2 separate regions of the Homo sapiens genome follow, and region 1 is linked to region 2. The links are chromatin contacts, found by Hi-C or POLR2A ChIA-PET in ENCODE. All regions are on one chromosome and are shown on one strand. Each heading gives the region's core, a stretch centred on a gene start or an enhancer-like site at or near the end of the contact. The rest is flanking DNA. Distances are from core to core; before and after follow the strand shown.

The links. Hi-C counts contacts between places; a loop is a spot of excess contacts on that map. ChIA-PET counts read pairs that join two places held with the same protein, here RNA polymerase II (POLR2A). Pooled maps may share reads with other maps.
Region 1: a loop to region 2 is called in a map of heart right ventricle, with 8 times the contacts of the local background. The contact joins the promoter of COX5B here to the promoter of ANKRD36B in region 2. A Hi-C loop is called at or near these places in 22 of 168 maps with a recorded cell type or tissue (CD14-positive monocyte, CD4-positive, alpha-beta T cell, CD8-positive, alpha-beta T cell and 18 more), 29 of 37 single-sample maps with no recorded cell type and 34 of 50 pooled maps. POLR2A ChIA-PET finds 5 or more read pairs at or near these places in 29 of 52 experiments (A549, AG04449, AG04450 and 22 more).

Annotation. Positions count from the first base shown.
Region 1 is chr2:97,644,044-97,647,600 of GRCh38, reverse strand. COX5B (cytochrome c oxidase subunit 5B) reads right to left here and starts at 1,539. Exons shown (of 4, transcript NM_001862.3): 1 at 1,412-1,539; 2 at 461-534; 3 at 158-257. The coding sequence starts at 1,514. RefSeq lists enhancers at 1,435-1,614, 1,795-1,844, 1,647-2,581.
Region 2 is chr2:97,587,855-97,591,279 of GRCh38, reverse strand. It overlaps ANKRD36B (ankyrin repeat domain 36B), which reads left to right and starts at 1,403. Exons shown (of 44, transcript NM_001393939.1): 1 at 1,403-1,755. The coding sequence starts at 1,595. RefSeq lists a silencer at 769-958 and an enhancer at 751-1,251.

The DNA.
Region 1 (3,557 bases), core at 290-2,789, 56 kb before region 2:
GTAAGGATGAACTATCAGGCATAATGAGGCTTGAGAGTGTCAAGACCCTTAGACAAACTTACCAACATGCACTCACACACTGAAGATTTGAGGCAGCTTACACACTATTGTAGGATATATTAAGCAAGTGGATAAAAAATAGAGGTGAGGTACTTACAGATGCAGCCTACTATTCTCTTGTTGGAGATGGAGGGGACTAAATTAGGGTCTTCCCTGGTGCCTGAAGCTCCCTTTGGGGCCAGTACATTGTATGGGTCCTGAAGAAAAAACAAAAAACAAAACAAAACAAAAAAAACAAGAATTGAACCATTAGGCCAAATAAGCCCTACCTTCCAGAAGCTCAGGGGACTGTTCCTACAAGCCAAGTTTCCTGTATCAAATACTCCCAGAGAGGAGACCACTATGAACACATCCAAGGCCATAAGTTACACAGAAGACACAGAAGGGAGTTTCTCCTTACCAGTCCCTTCTTTGCAGCCAGCATGATCTCCCTCTCCAACCCAGTCGCCTGCTCTTCATCAGTGGGAACACCACCTAAAGGAAGATAACGTGAATTATGACGCTGACTGAAATGACTGATAGAAAAACTACAAACAGAAATGATCAAGGAAAATGGTGCCCCGAAACTTCTGTATAAGTTTTAGCGGGCTCACAAGCTCCTAAAGGCTACTCATATCCATGGTCCCCTAAGAACCACCAAGTACCCATCCACACAAGCGGCAGCACTCGGGGGAGCTTTTTTTTTCTTTTTTGAGACGGAGTTTTGCTCTTGTTGCCCAGGCTGGAGTGCAATGGCGCGATGTTGGCTCACGGGAACCTCCGCCTCCCGGGTTTAAGCGATTCTCCTGCCTCAGCCTCCCGAGTAGCTGGGACTACAGGCGCGCGCCACCACGCCCGGCTAATTTTTGTATTTTTAGTAGAAACGGGGTTTTACCATGTTGGCCAGGCTGGTCTTGAGCTCCTGACCTCAGGGGATCTGTCCGCCTCGGCCTCCCAAAGTGCTGGGATTACAGTTGTGAGCCACCGCGCCCGGCCTATGAGCTTTTCTTTCTCCAACCACCGAGGCAAATTTGTCGACATTTGTCTAAAAGCATGTAGAACCCACTCTGCTTGAGGTGGGCGCAGGTTTGAAGGGAGGCCGGACCCCTCCCCATCCCGGTGGCAGCCCCGGTCCCTCCCAAGGTCACCCGGCACCTCCGTTTAGGATACTTTCGCAGCGGAGTGAGTTCGGGGAGCGGCAGGAGCAGCGGTCCAGAATTACAGGGAGATGCCTGCAGAGCCTGAGGCACTGGGGACCGTAAAGCGGCCACTGGGACCTCGAGAAGCTGCACGAGCCGCGCCGCTTTGCCGCCCTGGGACCACCCTGGGAGGGCAACACTCTGGTCCCTGGCACGCCCGGAGACCCGAGTACCTCCAGATGCCATGGAGCGCATCGCGGCCGCGCCACTGGGGCCGCGAGCCCTCAGGGCCTGCGCGGCCAGCGTTCCAGCTCCGCGAAGTAACCTTGAAGCCATTGCGTCCGCGACTAGCAGCAAAACTTCCGGGAACAAGCTGCAGAGACAGGAGGGACTTCCGGGGGCGGGCTTCTTTCTCCTCTCGGTCAGCTTTCGGCTTCCTCCCAGCCCTCGAGCCCGCCCACTCCCAAGACTGTGGCGGGGGCGGAAATTGCGCATGCCCAGCTCTGCCTCTTTCTGCACCGCGTAGTGGCTGAGGCTTGGGGGCGGGGTTGCCTTTAATAACGCTGGGAGGTGGGAAAGTCTTTTTGGTCCCTGGAGTTGAGCGGCTGAACCACATTGGAGTTCCTGTGGGTCTGGCCCCGTAGTCGTGTTCAGCAAACGTGGAGGCTGCTAATGGAAGCTATTAGGTCCCCGTCTGTGAAGAGACTTACTGAACCCCAAATGATTTGAATTTAGAAGTGGGCTCCTAAAGATCACTGCGTTCCTTACTAGGCTGGTTAGTGGCAGGGCTGGTTCTGGCAGTGCGTGGGCCGTCGCGAGCGTGTCGCATTGGACGGGACCTACCTGCAGTCCTGGCCCAGTTTCGTGTTAGAGTTGTACTGTGTGTGGGAGGCGCGGAGGTCCCGGCCTGGGGAGGAGGACAGGGCCGGGGGCGGGACCCCCTACCAGGACCAAGGCCCTGGTGATGTGAAGGAAGTGGCCACTCTTTTTCGAGGCTACTAAGGGAGGAGGAGCAGGAAGGGGAGTTGATAATAGGAAATGGAGTTAGAGCCTGCTGTGACTGGAGTTCCTTGTTTGAAACGGAAAACATATTCCGTCCATGGCTTCCCGTTGCCCATAGGCTAAGATGTGCAAATTTCTTAGGGTGAGCTTTAGTCAGTATAGCCCTGTGACAGGCTAGCTGCATGCGGTATCTGAGTTTCCCTACCAGATAGAAAAATCCCCTTAGAGTGGGAATTAATGCTCATCATTGAATCTTCAATGCCTTGCAGAGGTCTGGTATATAGTAGGATCCAGTAATTTTAGTAAATTTACTACTTGGATAGAGTATACAAAACCAGTTTATAGGGCTTTTCCTGGCCCAGTGAGGTCAATTGGAGGCAACATGGGGAGAGTTGAAGGCTTAGGTGCTCCCGCCTGTCTCATGCAGGCTACGGTATTTTCAAAAGGACGTGGTGGAGCGTTGCTTCACAGGAGCACGTCTGGTCTTCCTGGGTGCCCCCTCCACCAATTAAAAAAAAAAAAAAAAAAACCCTGTATTCTAAGGCCAAAATTTCTTTAAAGGTGGTTTTTGCTTTGAATGGCTTCACTGTTACTCCCTTCTCCCTCACCTCCACTGCAACCCCTCCAAGTTGAATTGGGCGAAAATTCTGAGGATCTGTAGTTAATTTGCAACTGTGGTTAAGGTCTTAGGCAGGAGAAAAAAGCATTGGTCTGGAAAGTAGCCCCACCAGCTAGTTCAGCTACTTTTTATCCTTTGGGCCGCCATTTCTACATCAGTAAAACTGTCGTTCAACTAGGTTAGTATTTCCCAAAGTGTATTGCATGGCATCCAAGTCTCAAGACATGATCTCAAGAAAAAGGACTTGGTCAAGACAGGGAGGGCCTGCATTTGATGACCACCCTTTTGGAGATGGACACTAGCATAATAAAGGCTCTGATTAGGCTTGCAGTAAAGACCTCTTATTTAATTTACCTGCAGTTTAAGCCAGAGTTTCCCTGTCTTAATTGACCACAAAATCCTTTCTGAGGAACACCTACTAACTTGCCCCTCAGCAAACCAGTGAGGTATTCAGCTCTGATATGTTATGATTCCCTGCTGCCTGACCAGAAGTGGTTTACTCCAGGCTATAAAATGGAAATTGAGTTTAGGCTTCTCACTCTCATAGTAGGCTTGCCTAATAATAGGAAATTTTCGCAGGCCCTCATCCAACTCAGGAAAACCTCAGCCTCACTCTGGGATTATTTAGATTGTGTGAGTGAGCTCCAAGGTCAGGTCCAGGCTCCCCAGATGTCCCCGCATCCCTTGCTGCTTCCAGCTCCCACCACTGTCAACTCACACCCAGTCCCTCAGGTCTCCTTTGGAAACAGTTGGCTTGG
Region 2 (3,425 bases), core at 154-2,653:
TTTTGCAGTTATAATTACTCAACACAAGTTTTAAATAAATTACTTTTATTTTGAGCGTTCATTCTTACATATGTTATAGGAAGTAAGAAGCATTCCTTACTCCTTAGAATTTTGTTTATAAATTAGTGATGAATTGGAAAGGGTAGCTTGCCCCTGGAATTCTCTGATAAGCACAGGTGATGAGGAAAATGGAGAAATCCAAGAATTCTTTTGTCTTTCCTTAAAAGTAGTCAACTTTAAGTGCAGTGCAGGCGTGCCCTCTAGCGGCCAAATAAAAAATAAATAGGCCTTCAGCCCTGTAACAATCGCACGTCCCCATCTAGTGGCTAACGTCTGTAAATGCAGCTTTTCTAATCACAATAGCGAATGTTACTTGATTTATATTTGTCTTAGGTGAAGAACTGGGAGGACTCTTAGAGATCACGTATTTCAACTTCCTCACGGAGTGGCATGCAGGCAGCAGCAGCCTTGGGAACCCCGATTGCCCCTCCTCACACCTGCCCATCACAGGACTTGGGCGACGGGGTGGTGAAGTCAGGCTGTGGCCCCAGCGGCGCCACGAGGCCGAAAACCGGCGCTCAGCCTCATCCCGGTGGCTGCGGAGTGCCAAGCGCCAGGTCCTGCGCTCTGGGCGTGGGTCAGGAGCAGCTGGCAAGGGCAGCGCAGCCTATGGGGCCTTTGGGCGCGGCCGGCCGCAGCTCCGGGAAGCCACGTCAGCCCACGGGCGCTGCAGCTGCAGCCGCCACCAGCACATGGAGCAGGGGTCCCCGAGGATTGGGAATCCCCGACCAGGCCTGCGCCTCCAGCCGCGCGGACCCCGGGGCCAGCCTGGCCGCGGCAAGTCAGGCAGTCTGCGGCAGGAGCGCCGGGCATGGGCTTCGGCCGGGGGTGCAGGAGGCGCGCACCCTCCGGCCGGATGGCGGCGCACTCAGGGCTCAGGAGGCCATCCCACGGGAGCCCCGCCAGCCCCCGCCGGAGCCCGAGCTGCAGTGCCGCCTGCAAGTGGTGCGCTGGCTGCAGCTGTGGCAACCCCGGATACCGTCCTCCCGCCTCGCACCCATCAGCGCGGACCCCGGGGGCGACGCAGTGGCGATGTCGGGCTGTGGGCCCAGCGGTGGCACTAGGCGGAGAAGCACCACTCAACCCCATCCCTGGGCTGCAGAGGGCCCAGCGCGGGGGGCTCCGAGCGTCGGGAGCCTGTGGAAGAGAAGAGCGCGCGGGCGACAGTTAAACAGGCCCTGGGGCAGGGCGCGCCTCGCGCTCCAGGGAGCCCCGCCCTCCCGCGGCACCTCCGCAGCAACCGCCGCCTGCACCGGGCGCGCGAGAGCTGCTAGGGCGGTTTCTCTGCCTCGGGCCTGTTGGGCAGGGCCGGCTAAGGTGCGCGTGCTCGCTGGTTCTAACCCTTCTGTTGGGCGTTTCTGCGGAGAGGCGGGAGGCGCTGAGAGTCTGCGCGGAGGTCCGTGCACAGACTGCTTTGCCTGTTGTTGCTCTTCGGAGGCGGCGATCCCCGAAGGCGAGCTGAAATACGGCTGCAGGCTACAATTTGCAGCCGACGATTAAGGAAGACGACGAGCGGGAGAGGTGGCCCACCCTCATGGAGCGCTTGTGCTCGGATGGCTTCGCATTTCCCCATTACTACATTAAACCGTATCATCTGAAGAGGATCCACAGAGCTGTCTTACGTGGTAATCTGGAGAAACTGAAGTACCTTCTGCTCACGTATTATGACGCCAATAAGAGAGACAGGAAGGAAAGGTAATGGGGGCCGGGAGCCGGGGCTGCGGGAGGAGGCCTGTGGATGTGGAGAAGTACCCCTTTGCAGGCTGAGGGCTGCGGGGCGGATGGTCCGGGGCTCGGGGTATGGACGGGGGCTAGGGGGTGCCTGGCTGGGGTGGGAGTGAGTGGAGCGGGGCCTGGGGAGTGGCGGTATATGGGGTGGCGGGGTGTGGAGTGAGTTGGGGGATGGGAGTGGGGAGTAGGGGGTGCATGGGGTGGGGGCGTGAATGGGCTGAGGTGGATGGAATGAAGGCTTGGGGGGTAGGGGCGTGGATGGTGTGGGGTGGGGAGATGGGGTGAGGGTTCAATGGGATAGAGGACTGGAGGTGGGGGTGAGGTGTGGGGGTGAATGGGGTGGGGGAAAGGGGTGCAGAGGTGAGGGGGGCGAGTCCTGTCACCAAAGGGGCTGGACTTTCTTTCCTGGCAGGCTCAGCCGCACCTGGGATGTGGAAACCTTGGCGGGGGCGAGCACCCAGGTCATTTTCACAAGCAGCAAAACAAAAACAAAACTTCAGCTGGTTTCCAATCACTCACCATGCTGCTTCTTTATAAATCATTTTAAAGTGATTTCACTAATAAAATTCAGCATGTACAGCGTTTTATTTTTAACGTGCACATTTTAAAGCATAATGTTACATACATTATGGAAAGGTGCATAATGAGAGAAATCATTTCCATAATATATCAACTTCCTGGCTAAAAATTCTTTGGATAAAAATCCAATATTTATTTGATATCAATGGACACCTATGTCAATTTGGTTTTCACTGAGGGACCTTAGAGGGAAACTTTGAAGTGGGAAGATGGTCTGTGTTCTTGAATAGAAAGACACATTTTTCTAAAGTTCTGAGCTCTTTCTGTGTTTATAAATTTTACATAATCCAAATAAAGTTATCAAAGTGTTAACATTTTTGAATTACTCATGCTGTCTTTTACTATTGTGACGACATTAAGAAAACTTTTGAAATGGAGTCAAAAAAGACTTGCCTTTCTAGATATGAAAATGTGCTGTTAATTTCCACAAGTTATTTACTAACAGCTGAAACAACAAATCAGTGAATGGAACAGGTTAGAAAATCCAGGAACACACCAATATGTGTAAGAATATATTAGGTTGGTGCAAAAGCAATTGCGGTTTTTGCCGCAATTACAAGTAATGGCGAAAACCGCAATTGCCTTTGCACCAATCTAATAGAATTGGATAATGGTGACATTTCATATTAGTAGGAAAAGATGAATTACTCATAAATGAAGTGCCTGCTAACTATTTGGAGAAATCTGGCTAGATTTTCATGTCACAGAAATAAGTTCGTTATGGAATGTAGATTAAAAATTTTAAATGCACAAAATAAGAAAGATAACAGAAAAAAACACAAATGCCTACTTATATTGATGCATGTTTATATTCCTACAAATATCACAAGCACACATTCTGAAGGTCGATTTAGCAAAATAAAAAAAATCCAGTTTATAAGAAAAAATTAACAAAAGACAATATGTGTGTATACATATTAGATAAAAAAGTGATTTTCATTTTACAGAGAATTCTTCAAATAAACAAGAACTCTCATTTAAAATAGAGCAAAGCATTTATTTTTCAGATATTCAAGCAACCTATGCACATGGGAAAAAATATTTAGTGTTCCTGG